Linked DNA regions of Homo sapiens: region 1 is linked to region 2. A link is a contact called in ENCODE Hi-C data. All regions are on one chromosome and are shown on one strand. Each heading gives the region's core, a stretch centred on a gene start or an enhancer-like site at or near the end of the contact. The rest is flanking DNA. Distances are from core to core; before and after follow the strand shown. Region 1 overlaps SAMD7 (sterile alpha motif domain containing 7). Region 2 holds the start of SERPINI1 (serpin family I member 1).

Evidence for each region. Hi-C counts contacts between places; a loop is a spot of excess contacts on that map. Pooled maps may share reads with other maps.
Region 1: a loop to region 2 is called in a pooled map, with 4 times the contacts of the local background. The contact joins the enhancer-like site here to the promoter of SERPINI1 in region 2. A Hi-C loop is called at or near these places in 2 of 37 single-sample maps with no recorded cell type and 4 of 50 pooled maps.

Annotation. Positions count from the first base shown.
Region 1 is chr3:169,930,205-169,935,787 of GRCh38, reverse strand. The region is part of intron 7 of SAMD7 (sterile alpha motif domain containing 7); the gene reads right to left. It also overlaps the pseudogene FAM20BP1. Among named protein-coding and RNA genes, the nearest start is that of SAMD7, 21 kb to the right of the region's middle. RefSeq lists a silencer at 286-388. Within about 2 kb of position 3,552, at least 4 of the 41 ENCODE cell types and tissues checked have a DNase peak (open chromatin) inside an H3K27ac peak, as active enhancers do.
Region 2 is chr3:167,732,358-167,738,099 of GRCh38, reverse strand. SERPINI1 (serpin family I member 1) reads right to left here and starts at 2,379. Exons shown (of 9, transcript NM_001122752.2): 1 at 2,277-2,379. It overlaps PDCD10 (programmed cell death 10), which reads left to right and starts at 3,208. Exons shown (of 9, transcript NM_007217.4): 1 at 3,208-3,438; 2 at 3,750-3,886. RefSeq lists an enhancer at 2,957-3,396 and a silencer at 3,447-3,576.

The DNA.
Region 1 (5,583 bases), core at 2,303-4,802, 2.2 Mb before region 2:
GTGCCTTCCTTTCTCTGAAAGCCAGGAAGGCTGCTGGTGGACAAAGATTCCAGGCAGATAGAGGGATACAAAATCTAGGCAGATTGATAGGACCGTAATTTCATGATCTTCAACTTCAACTTGCCTGGAAATCCTTCTATATTCACAGTTGAGCTTTCTCTCCCTTCTATTTCAAGCTATCTCCACCCTCCTCAAACTTTAGACTTTGTAGGCAGAGCCTTCCCTCATTTTCAGTAGATCATAGCGCTTCCTAACTAAAAAAACAAAACAAAACAAAACAAAACAAAAAACAGAAAACAAAAACCAGTAGATAAGAACTCCCTCTAATTCTGACCAATGAACCAAAAACCTTTATTTTCTCCCACTGTCACGATACAATGGAAGAGAGGTCTCTCCACCATTTAAAGACGATCTCTCCACATATACTGTGGGTCCTCATGCCTCCCACTTCCAGAGAGGATAGATAATTCCCTCTTTTCTCTTCAGTCTCTCCTCTTCTGCTGGCTCTTTCCCATTGGGATTTAAATAAGTCTCCACCATCATTAAACAAACAAAAATAATGAAAATACTCAAACTCCATTTCCAAATGCTGCCTCATGTCTCTCACTCCCTTCACAGCTAGATTTCTCCAAAGGGTTTCGATGCTCCCTGCTTTCACGTTCTAATTTCCCAGTCATTCTGCAGTCTCAGGGAATCTGAGCTCTGCCCCGACCATTCCATTAAGCCGGCTTTCCTCAGGCTTCCGGGTGCCTCTGTCCCACCAAACATGCAGACATTTTGCAGTTGTTCTATTTCTGAAGTTGCTGGCTGCATCTGACATTGTTGACTGTGCCTTCATGAACAGTGCTTGCTCTTCCTTTCTGTCATGAGGCTGCTCCCTCCTGGGTACCCCTGTTCTCTCCTTCAAGGTCACCTTTGCCAGCTCCTGTTTCTTTGTCCATTTTTATAGGTTAGGGTTTCTTAGGCTTCTGACTCAGGTCCCTTTGGTCTTCCTGATTCATTTCAGCTTTGCTCAGCTTCAATGATGGGCTGTATATGCTGAAGGCTCCCTAACATGTATCTTTAACTCAGAAGCTAAATCGTGCCAGTTTGGCCTCTTACATAGTTTTCATTGTGCTGTGACTGGGCAGCACTGAGTTCCAATGCAGAGTCCCACAATTACCGTGTCCCCCACCCACAAAAGCACAGATTCTGTCCCCATACCATGTGGTCACTTCTGGGGGACGGCAGAGGGATGGTGTGGGCAATTCCAGACTATCTTTCCTACCCCCTTCAGTGCCTCTTTCAGTGACATGAAGTTAAAACCAGGTACTGTGATTGATCATCTGATTTTTTGTTCTTATGAAGGTGGTTTTTTTTTGTGAGGATTGTTGCTCCATGTGGTGTTCCGGAAGGGAGGACCATCGGTGGAGGCTTCTTTTTGGCCATCTTGCCCTGCCTCCTCTAGGTTGTGTTCTTATCCTCCTGCCCCCACTGCTCCCACCCTGGATAGAACTCCATCATTGCTTATCTGAATAGGCTTCCCCTCTGTCTTGTCCTCTTCAACTTATTTTCATAAAAGCAACCTGAGTGATCTTTCTGCAATATAAAGCTAACCATGCCGCTCCCTACTTAAAACCTGACTGCCTCCAGGATAAAGCCACAATCCTTCACTGGGTCTTCTGGGCTCTGTGACCTGGCCCTGTCCACCTCTCCAGTCTCATCTTGCTCTCCCCACCTCTCCCACCTTGGCCCTGGCCCTCTGTAGCACTGGGAACTACTCTCAAAGTCCCAACCATATTAAAGTTTTCTCTGGCTCTGGCCCTCACCTGGAAATTCCTCCTTTATCTCCCTCCTGCCTCACCTCTCCTCTTGACTTTCAGGTCTCACTTTAGAGGCCTCTTCCTTTAGGAGGCCAAGAGTCCCTCATATGTGTTCCCACCATGCTCTGTACCCGCCTTTCACAACGTGCTCGTATGGATGTGGGATCACTCACTGGTGCCCCTCTTCTGGACTATGAGTGCCATGAGAAGAGGAACCACATTGGTCTTGTTTCCACTCTGTGCTCCATGCCTCACAGGGCATGACTCAGGACCAGCTAAAAAGTAGAATCTTCTTGGAAAGCTCCTGTACTGGGAACCTTGTGTTCTAATAGATTTTAGTCATGAATGTATACATATATTTTTCCACAATATGCACCGGTGTGGAGAAAGGACTGAAATGTTCCACTCAAAACACACACTCCAGAGCCAATCCCAGTATTCATCTATGAAAATGTCTGATTGTCCTTTGGCCTGGGAATTAAGACTGACCAACTATGATGCCTATTGCTAGAATGGGCAATTGCTGAGGAATTCAGAAGGTGATTCAGCAGGAACATCTCCATGCTCAGAAACTTGTGGTCTTTGCTTTAGTTTCTACTACAGAAAACACCAAAGACATCCAAGGCCACCCTGTCCCCTGTCACCAGAACTTGCTGCTGGCCATTTCCAATCCATTTCATACCATTTGGAATTGATTGTGCTGCTTCTCTATCTTTGTAAAAAGAAGTTTCACTTATTTTTTATTGAGAGTTACAAGTGGGAGAAAGGCATTGTGTCTTCTACCATACAGTGTCCATCCCAAACTGGTCAGTGCACTGCTCCACGGTGGCCAGGACACTCAGGAGCCACTGGTCCATGGCGTCCAGACGAGGATCAGAGAGCACTGGGGAGAGGGGGTCATGGGCCATGGCAGATTTTAAGGTAGACTTCAGCACACCATTCTTTAGGTAGTTCCGTCTGTTCCAGGTAGACACCTGAGTGATGCCACACTGATAGAGGGGGGGAAAGAATGCTTCTTTCATCCAGCAAGGGGTTCCCAAAGCTTTTGTTGTTATCAAGAAGGATGAGCATACTGGCGCCCTCATTATCTTGAAAGTTCTTATAGTAATGGCAGTCAGCATTGTCAATCAGGTAATCAAAGACAGCTGTGTTAATGGTGTCCAGGCGGCACAGGCCAGAGTCATAAAGGGACGTTTTCTTCACAGCCTCACAGTAGCGCTCATCATACTCCCACCTGGCCAATTTGCCTTTTCAGTAAGTCCTGGCCCACGGGTGTCAGTGTTTCTGGAGAGGCCACACATCTGGAAGCCAAAGTGTGACAGATTTTTCCATTGTGTCTCCATCGGCACAAGCTGATTCTGTTTCTCGGTAGTAATAACACTTCCCATAAAAACAAGTATTGTGTCCTACAGTTAGGAAGGGGCTCAACAGCTGCTCCATGGTAACAGGCTTGATCTCTGTCTGAAGATGAACGGATCTGCCCACCATCAGCAGGGCTCTGGGACACCCACAATCCTGTCCAAGTGAAAGGCTGCTACCTCCGCATTGTGTCTATCATAACCGGCATATGGTTCCCTTCCACTACATAGTCTCGGCTATACTACTTAGGTTCGAAAACAACTTTCTGTTCCCTTTCAAGGATCAGTAAGGCTTTCAGCTGTGTCCCTTTATAACCCACATCAGCTTTAATAATTTGCTTGGTGGCCATGGCATGCATGATTGCCCCCAGCTCTGGTGTCTCTTCACAGTACACTTCCTGGGGAACCACCCACTGGGCTGCAGTCTCCTAGGAAGACTGCAACGTGTGGTCCAACTTGGGTGACAGCTCCATCCACAAGCCAGTCATCATTCGGTGAAAAGCCCTCAGGGGATCAAGTAGTGAAACGCTGCTTGGCAGTTGATGTATCTAAGTTGTCAATCAGGAAAACTTTGGTGAAGATAAAGATGACAGGAATTGCTAACAGCATGACTCGCTGCTTTAGCTTCATGTTGACCTCTTTTCTTCTCCCCTGACCCACTCACTCTCTGGCTCACTTATCAAGGAGAGGCAGTGGTAATGGTTAGTAAGGAGATTCCATCATTACACACATTGGTCCATTTGTGGATGCACCTTCCACAGTTCCCGTTGCGTCCTAGACTCGCTCGTGGCTACCCATGCAGTGCAATGCAGCATGGCCCCCGAGGAGGGGCAGCCCCAGGCTGTGCTTATCACCCCAGCCACTGCCACCACCACTGCAGCTCCCACCATTCCCTGGCCACCTCTCTCAGCGCTGAGCCAGCCGTCCCCCAACAAACTGCATTAAGTAATTATTTCTTTTCCTATTTTAATTAAGCAAATTATAGAAAATGGCTAATATAAATTAAAGAGCCAGGTGCGGTGGCTCACATCTGTAATCTCAGTTACTTGGGAGGCTAAGGCTGGAGGATCACTTGAGCCCAGGAGTTTGAGACAAGTCTGGGCAACATAGTAGACCCCCATCTCTTTAAAAAAAATTAGCTGGGTGTGGTAGTGTGCACCTGACAATTTGTGAGCATCCAAAGGAGGAACCACGTGGATAAATTTTCAAGCAGAGGTAGGCTGGCAGCCAGGGGACTGAAATGTGTGAGGATCTAACCCTCAGCCATGGTGGATGTACTCAGGGCCTGGGGCGAGGACACATACATGTCCCTGTCGCTCAGATGTACCCCCTTCTTTCTCACCAGAGCAGTTTGGGCCATGTGTAATGATATAAATGTGCACATATTTTCAGTAATTTCAGTTCTTTTTAGAGAGAGGATATTTTATCTGCTGAGTCCTCTGAACTAGACATTTACTTGGAACAAAATATGTTGCAGGCTCTCCTGAATGTTCCTTAACAGCTGAGCCACCAATCCTTTCTCTACACCTATTTAAAAGAGTTCATTTGCACTTGGGGCTTTGGGTTTTAGTTGTTATTTTTTTTCTGCTGAATTTCTTTTTCTACCTACAGGAGGTGAGTGGTGAGAAGTTGCTGAGTAGGCACCTAAGGCAGAGATGGGGAGTAAGAGGATAGTTGGGGGACAGTAGGTTTAACGCCAGCTAATCTCAGCACCTTGGTCCAACTCATTTAAAGAAAGGGGCTATGGGGCTGGGCGCGGTGGCTCATGCCTGTAATCCCAGCACTTTGGGAGGCCGAGGTGGGCGGAACATGAGGTCAGGAGGTTGAGACCAGCCTGGCCAACACGATGAAACCCTGTCTTTACTAAAAATACAAAAAATTAGCCAGGCGTGGTGGTGTGCACCTATAGTCCCAGCTACTCGGGAGGCTGAGGCAGGAGAATCGCTTGAACCCAGGAGGCGGAGGTTGTGGTGAGCAGAGATGATGCCACTGCGCTCCAGCCTGGGCGACAGAGCAAGACTCTGTCTCAAAAAAAAAAAAAAAAAAAAAGAAAAGAAAGGGGCTATGAGTAACAATGAGTAACACCTGATGGGACATTTTAGACAAGCGTCCTTGTGAGAGTGGGGTACAAGCAGTGCTGCTTCAGGGCTGTTGCATCCAGAGGGCATCTCCCCATTTCTGTATAAAATAACATCACAGAGCATAGCTGGGGGCAGGCACAGCACAGCAGTGACATCTTTCAGTTGATGCCACCTGCTGTCACTTGGAGGGAGTATACTTTAATGGGGAAACTAAAGCAGGACTTGATCCTAAACAAATTTGAGACGTATCTAGAAATAATTGCTACCACTTCTTGGGGTAGGGAAGAGGGCGCTGACATCCTGTCAGTGAGAGATAATGAGTCAGCAGAGTTTGGAGTACTC
Region 2 (5,742 bases), core at 1,130-3,629:
CAACACCAATCAAGAAAAATCTTCAGATTACCTGAGATTGAATGTGAATATTAACTAACATGAATCAAGAGTGCAAGGTAAAAAATAAATGCCATATATTTCCAATGATATTCTCTCATATAAAAACATGGTCTTTTTTCAAATGATATTGAAACCCAATCTCTTTTACTGACACAGTAAAAAGGATCCAAATCTTGGAAACAGGTGAAAAAAATCAGTACTTTAATACCACAAACTCATTCATTCCTAATCAGATTCTATCCTTTACCGTGTCTCAGAGCAGAAGACCTATAAAGAGCTGAGATTCAAAGTATATCTTAATTTCAACTGTTTAGATATTTATCTTCTATCCATTTGCTTGCTTATTAACTGTTTCCCAATAAAACTCTTTCAAACAGATCTTTTAATAAAGGCTCGGAAAGAATTTCATTGGTAGTATTATAATTATTACATAGGGGAAATAACCCAGCGACAGCAATTATTCAGTTTTACAAAATGAATTAGTAGTAGGGTCTGAGAAAGAATCTAAGACTGATTCAAGACAATCCACTTAATCACAAATAACAAGGGCAAACACAGTCTTTTCCATGTGTCACCCTAATACCCACTTTTTTTTTTACCCCCAAAATCATTTTCACAGGGCCATATCAGCTATGTGAATTAATAGATTCTCCAGTGCTGTAGCAAAGATAAAACCTGATCCTTATAGTGGTTAAGTTTAGCAGCTACTGTTGCTTTTTCTTTCTTCTAAGCTCTTTGCTGTTTTTGATACTTAGCTGATTTGCTTAGGGGTAATTAAAAAGCAGCTGTTTTTCTATGATCTATCTGTCTATATATTTCTATGGTATGTGAGAGTGTGGGAGGGAAGAGTATACACACTGAAAAGTCACTTAGGCTTATCGGTAGTAGCACTCAGTAGGACTGAACTTTAATCTGGGAAGAGAATTCATTTGAGCCATTTCTTTTCAAAAAGAAATTTGGGATGCATTACAAAAATAAAATTTAAAATCCCGAGAACTCAGGAAAGCATAGAAATAGGAGAAAACAAGACAATTACTCCATTTTATTGACCCTGGTTATTAAAAAAAAACATAAAGTATTGAGACAGACTCTGAAATATGCAACTGTCACAATGAAAGCATTTCAGAGCAAAATTTGCTGCAATATGCTACTATGATTAAAAGCCATGTAATCTGGGAACCTCTGTAACAAAATGAAAATGAACTAGGAAAATAGCTTCTTACTACTTCTCTAAAAATAAAAGGCTGTAATTTTGTCATAATTACACAAAGGTAGGTGAGACTTTCATCTTTACCCAGCATTACAACTTATTTCCATCCATAGGTATTACAATTAACGTTGCTTTGAATGCACATATAGTTTAATACCGAGAATAAACTATTATTTTATGACACTACATGTGTTTTAAACTGAACCCACTATCATAACACATATTAAGGGTAGTCCTTCAGCACATACTCTCTACCCAGAGAAAAGATTCCCACACAGCTTTCCATGTACTCGTTTTTAAAATGTACACATATTATCGGACACAAATGAGAAACTAACGAGCAGCAGTGAGGTACACCATATGTTTCCATTGTAGGCTGAATCCAGGTCTTTGTTCCAATATTCCAGAGCCACTGGGAAGAAAGCTAACTATCCATTCATTAAAATTCATTTTTACATTATTGCTGGCAAAAGTTATACTTTTGATAGATTAAGTCAGAGCCCATCCTATCCTGACTATTCCTGCCTGCACTTGCTTCTTTAATACGGATTTCTTGCAATTCTAGGAAACTGCAAAATAACCACCCTGGATAACAGGTCGGTAGCAGGACAATCTGATAAACCAACGTAAAGGGTAGACACTGAAGAAGAATGCAAAGTTATTTTCCTAGTGAAATAGTTCAGAAGTTATTCTATATCAATAGCAAAATTTTTGCTTTTTATAGGCTACGCACCTATAACATCCACCAGATAACATCCACCTCGTCCTCAATTAGCAGGATTTTTCTCAATCTTCAGATCTCCCAGAACAGTTTTACTGGTGCAACTCAAACCAAAAACACTAACCACGCCCTTTATACCCAGAGTCAAGCTTCCTTTTGCTTTTTTGCCCTTAAAGTCGAAAAATGTAAATCTTTCACCCGAGAGGTTTTGCACCGGTTTCCTAACCCAACGCGGACTCTTTTAGCTGTGTCTTGATGTAATTCCTATTGGAAGACGTTTTCTCCAGGGCAGTGCAGACGCCCCGAAGAAGGACCCACGCTTACCTCCCACACACCTGCAACCCCTGACGGGATGCTGGAGCTTGTGCTCGGCGGACTGTGCTCCGCTCCGCTCTCGTTCCTGCTTTCGTCTCTCCCGGGAAACTACAGTCCAGACTGCGCCTCTGGCTTCTACAGGGACCCAAGCTCCGCCTCTCCCTCCTCTAGTTGGCGAATTTGGCAGCTGTTGCTCCTCCCCCTGCTGTTTCTGCAGCTGCCCGGACCGGAGGCAGCGGAAAGCAGCTGCCCTGGTACCTTTCCGCTCCCTGCACTTCTGCAGCTGCTCTGCCACTTCCACTCCCGTGGGGGTCCCTCTCCCCTCCTCTGTGGCTCACACCTGGAGCGGCCTCCTGCCCCACCCAGGCGTCTCTGCTGGGAGCCCCGGCTCAGCCTATCCTTCCCCGACCTGTGTGTCCGGATGCCCGGTGTGCCTGGGGCTTAGCTGCTCTCAGGGAAGCTGCCCCTCTGCCCAGTGCAAGTCCCCACACCAAGCCCTCCCTTCACCTGGGCGATTTCCCCGAGGCTTCCTCTCCACCCACACGGCATACTCAGCCCGACAGCCCCAGGATCCCCACCACAGGCCCCTCACCCCCTTCCTTCCTCTGCTCTGTCAGCCCGCCCCCTCAATGGGTGAGGCGCCTGCGGGGCCTACTCCGCACCCTGATTGGCGCAGGTGAGGGCTTGCCCCGCCCTTCCTCTCCTTTCCGTGCACCATCTCTCTTCATCTCACCTCCTCCCGCAAAGGCAGGGAATTCTCCTACTATTGGCTAGAAGTGTCACCACCCATCGCCTCAGGATCCCCCGCATGGCCTGCCGGGAAGTGTAGTCTTCCGATTGCAGGAATTGCGGACAACGCCGGCGAGCGGGACTACGAGTCCCCATAAGCCTCTGCACGACTCCGGCTGGGCAGGATTCCGGACAACGCCTGGTTCCTCTTGGGTCCTTCCGGCGTCGCCGGAGTGAATTGATCCGGGAGTTGAAGAGGGCTGCAAGGTGGGAAGTGAAGTCAGTGCCTCAGTTGCTGGTAAGGTGTAGCTGTTCTGTCCCAGTCCCCGTAGCTCTGCACCGAGCAGAAGAGGTCTAGGGTCACGCAGGGGCCATGGCTGAGGCACTTGGGCTTGGTTCTGGCAGGCGGAGCGGACGGGGCTGAGAGCGGGGCCCTACGGGCGTAAGCGAGGTTACCCTACGCGAGTGGCGTAAAGCGGGTTTGTAAATGCCGCCTGCCGGCTTGGGCCCGAACGCCTCCAGGAAGTCTCCTCTAGGTGGGGGCGGGAGGGGAAGGGCGAGGTTGGCCCCTGGTGCCCCGGGAGAGGGGACAGGGCGGATGTGCCTGGGGTGGGGTCCTTTGAAGGTGTGGCTTCGGACCGAGAGGTGAGGCTGCTGTTTTCCCCCTGCTTTGTAAGTAAGAGAAAAGGGAGGAGGAAGGAAAGGGTGCTTGGGAGTCGGCTCTTGGGGGTGACTCGGGTTATGCCCTTTGAGGGAAGAGGAGCACTGGAAGAAGGAAGAGACAAATGTTGGGGTCTACGGATTCAGTTCCAGTTTAATGATGTGGCCCTCTAAGGAGATAATTTTGCCTTAAACAGAAAGACTTGACCCTCTTAGGTGTCATACCTAAGGTATGTTTTTACTCCTTTACTGCTTTCAGAGCGCTTTCATTTTGGGATGCTGATGAGGAAACCGAGGGATTATATGACGTGCCCAAGGTCACACACGTAGGGACAGACTTTCTGAATCTAGTTCGGTTCGAGTCCAGCTTTAGAGTAGGGACGTTGGTTGTGCTTTTTGAAAAGGGTGGAGGAAGTTACAAAGTAAATGTATTTTATATAGTATATCTAAGAAGCCATTGTGAGATAAAAAGTTGTTTCTTGAACCGGAGTGAAATTCCTCAATAAAGGAAAGATCCTTTTGGAAAAAATAAAAATGGCCAGTTTCAACTTTTACAGATTTTTCCCCTTTTTTTAGGGGTGTATTAAATGATAGACTCTACTCTCACAGTTCATTTTTACGGGTAGGTAATAGGATGGGAGAACAACAGTTAAACAATATATCCCATCCTTAGAAGAATATTCTTTTCTTTTTCTACCTTAGGACTGTTTTTACTCTCATTTTGTAAAACTGATAATAGTGGGATTGGAATTCTTTCACAAAACTACACTTTTTTCAAATAATGTAGCGTTAGGAGAGTTTAGTGTGCCCATTACTAGAAAAGAAGGTATTTTGCATTTCTTGGAGGTAACATCGTCTTTTTTGAGACTTTACTTTTCCCCCATTTTCTTGACTCTGGGCTGTATTTGTGTGTGTGTCTGCAAATAATAAAATTGGGCTCTTGCATATTTTTATTTTTCTTAGCATCAACTGTGACTTTCAATTCATTCTTACTTTACATTGAAGAATGAAAAAACAGTACACGTATAGTTCATATCTTGCAGAAAGTAGTGCCTTTATGCAAGTCTTATCCTCTATAATGATTATGACCAGTTATAGCTCATGACTATTATTATTGGATAAGTTTTTAATAGAATTGTTAGAGTATGTTCATTGATGGCAGAATTTATTTGTGATAACTTTATATCCATACAGGTTAGCATGTAATAAATCATGGCTTACTCTTAACATGTAATAAATCATAGCTTACTGTTTTATATATAAGTTGATCATCAGACTATGCTGAATTTTGAATGTACTCTGCAGTTACTATATTATCAACAATGTGCTTCACTTTTTAATGGAAAAACATTTTTTCGGAACAGAGGTATTATCTTCCCTGATGGTTGAAATTAAGATGGTCTGGAAATTAATACGATTTTTAAAATAGAAAAAGTATGATACTATAGAATGAAGTAAAATCAGGAATAATGTACCATAAGTAATGTAGTACACAGACAAGGAAGACCCAGTTAAACAAATGGAAAATTATGTGGTGATAACTGACTTTGTGCTGGATTAAGAAAGGTGCAGTGATGTAAGTAGACCGTAAACTGAACATGAGTCAGTGATGGTAAAGCAAGAATATTAATCTGTTTTCTAGATGACAATGTAGGTATTTGCCTTTTGTTGAAGGAGGTATGAAATAAGTTCTAACCTTTGGCATGTAACTCTGTCATTATGGAAAGAGCTTTTGAACTATGAGGAAATTTTGGAAATTAGTTAATGTAATGCATTTGTTCAGTGTGTTTTAGATTTTGTTCTTGGTTCATTTCTGCCACTACTCTTTATCTCTGAGGCCAATTATAGTTTTGATATTTCTTCTATTCGGATGGTGGATTAATGTTTGTATTGTTGTTATCATCTTTCAGTCACATGCTGCGGTACTGTTGTCACTTTAGATCTCTGCACGTTGGATAATTAGGAGTTCACAGAGTTATGTGTACACGTGGTTTGCAGCTCACCAGTGTCTGCATTTCTTCTCATTTTGAACTTTGCAGGAGCCTTATGTCAGCTTTTGGACATTATTTCTTAGAGGACTTGGGAT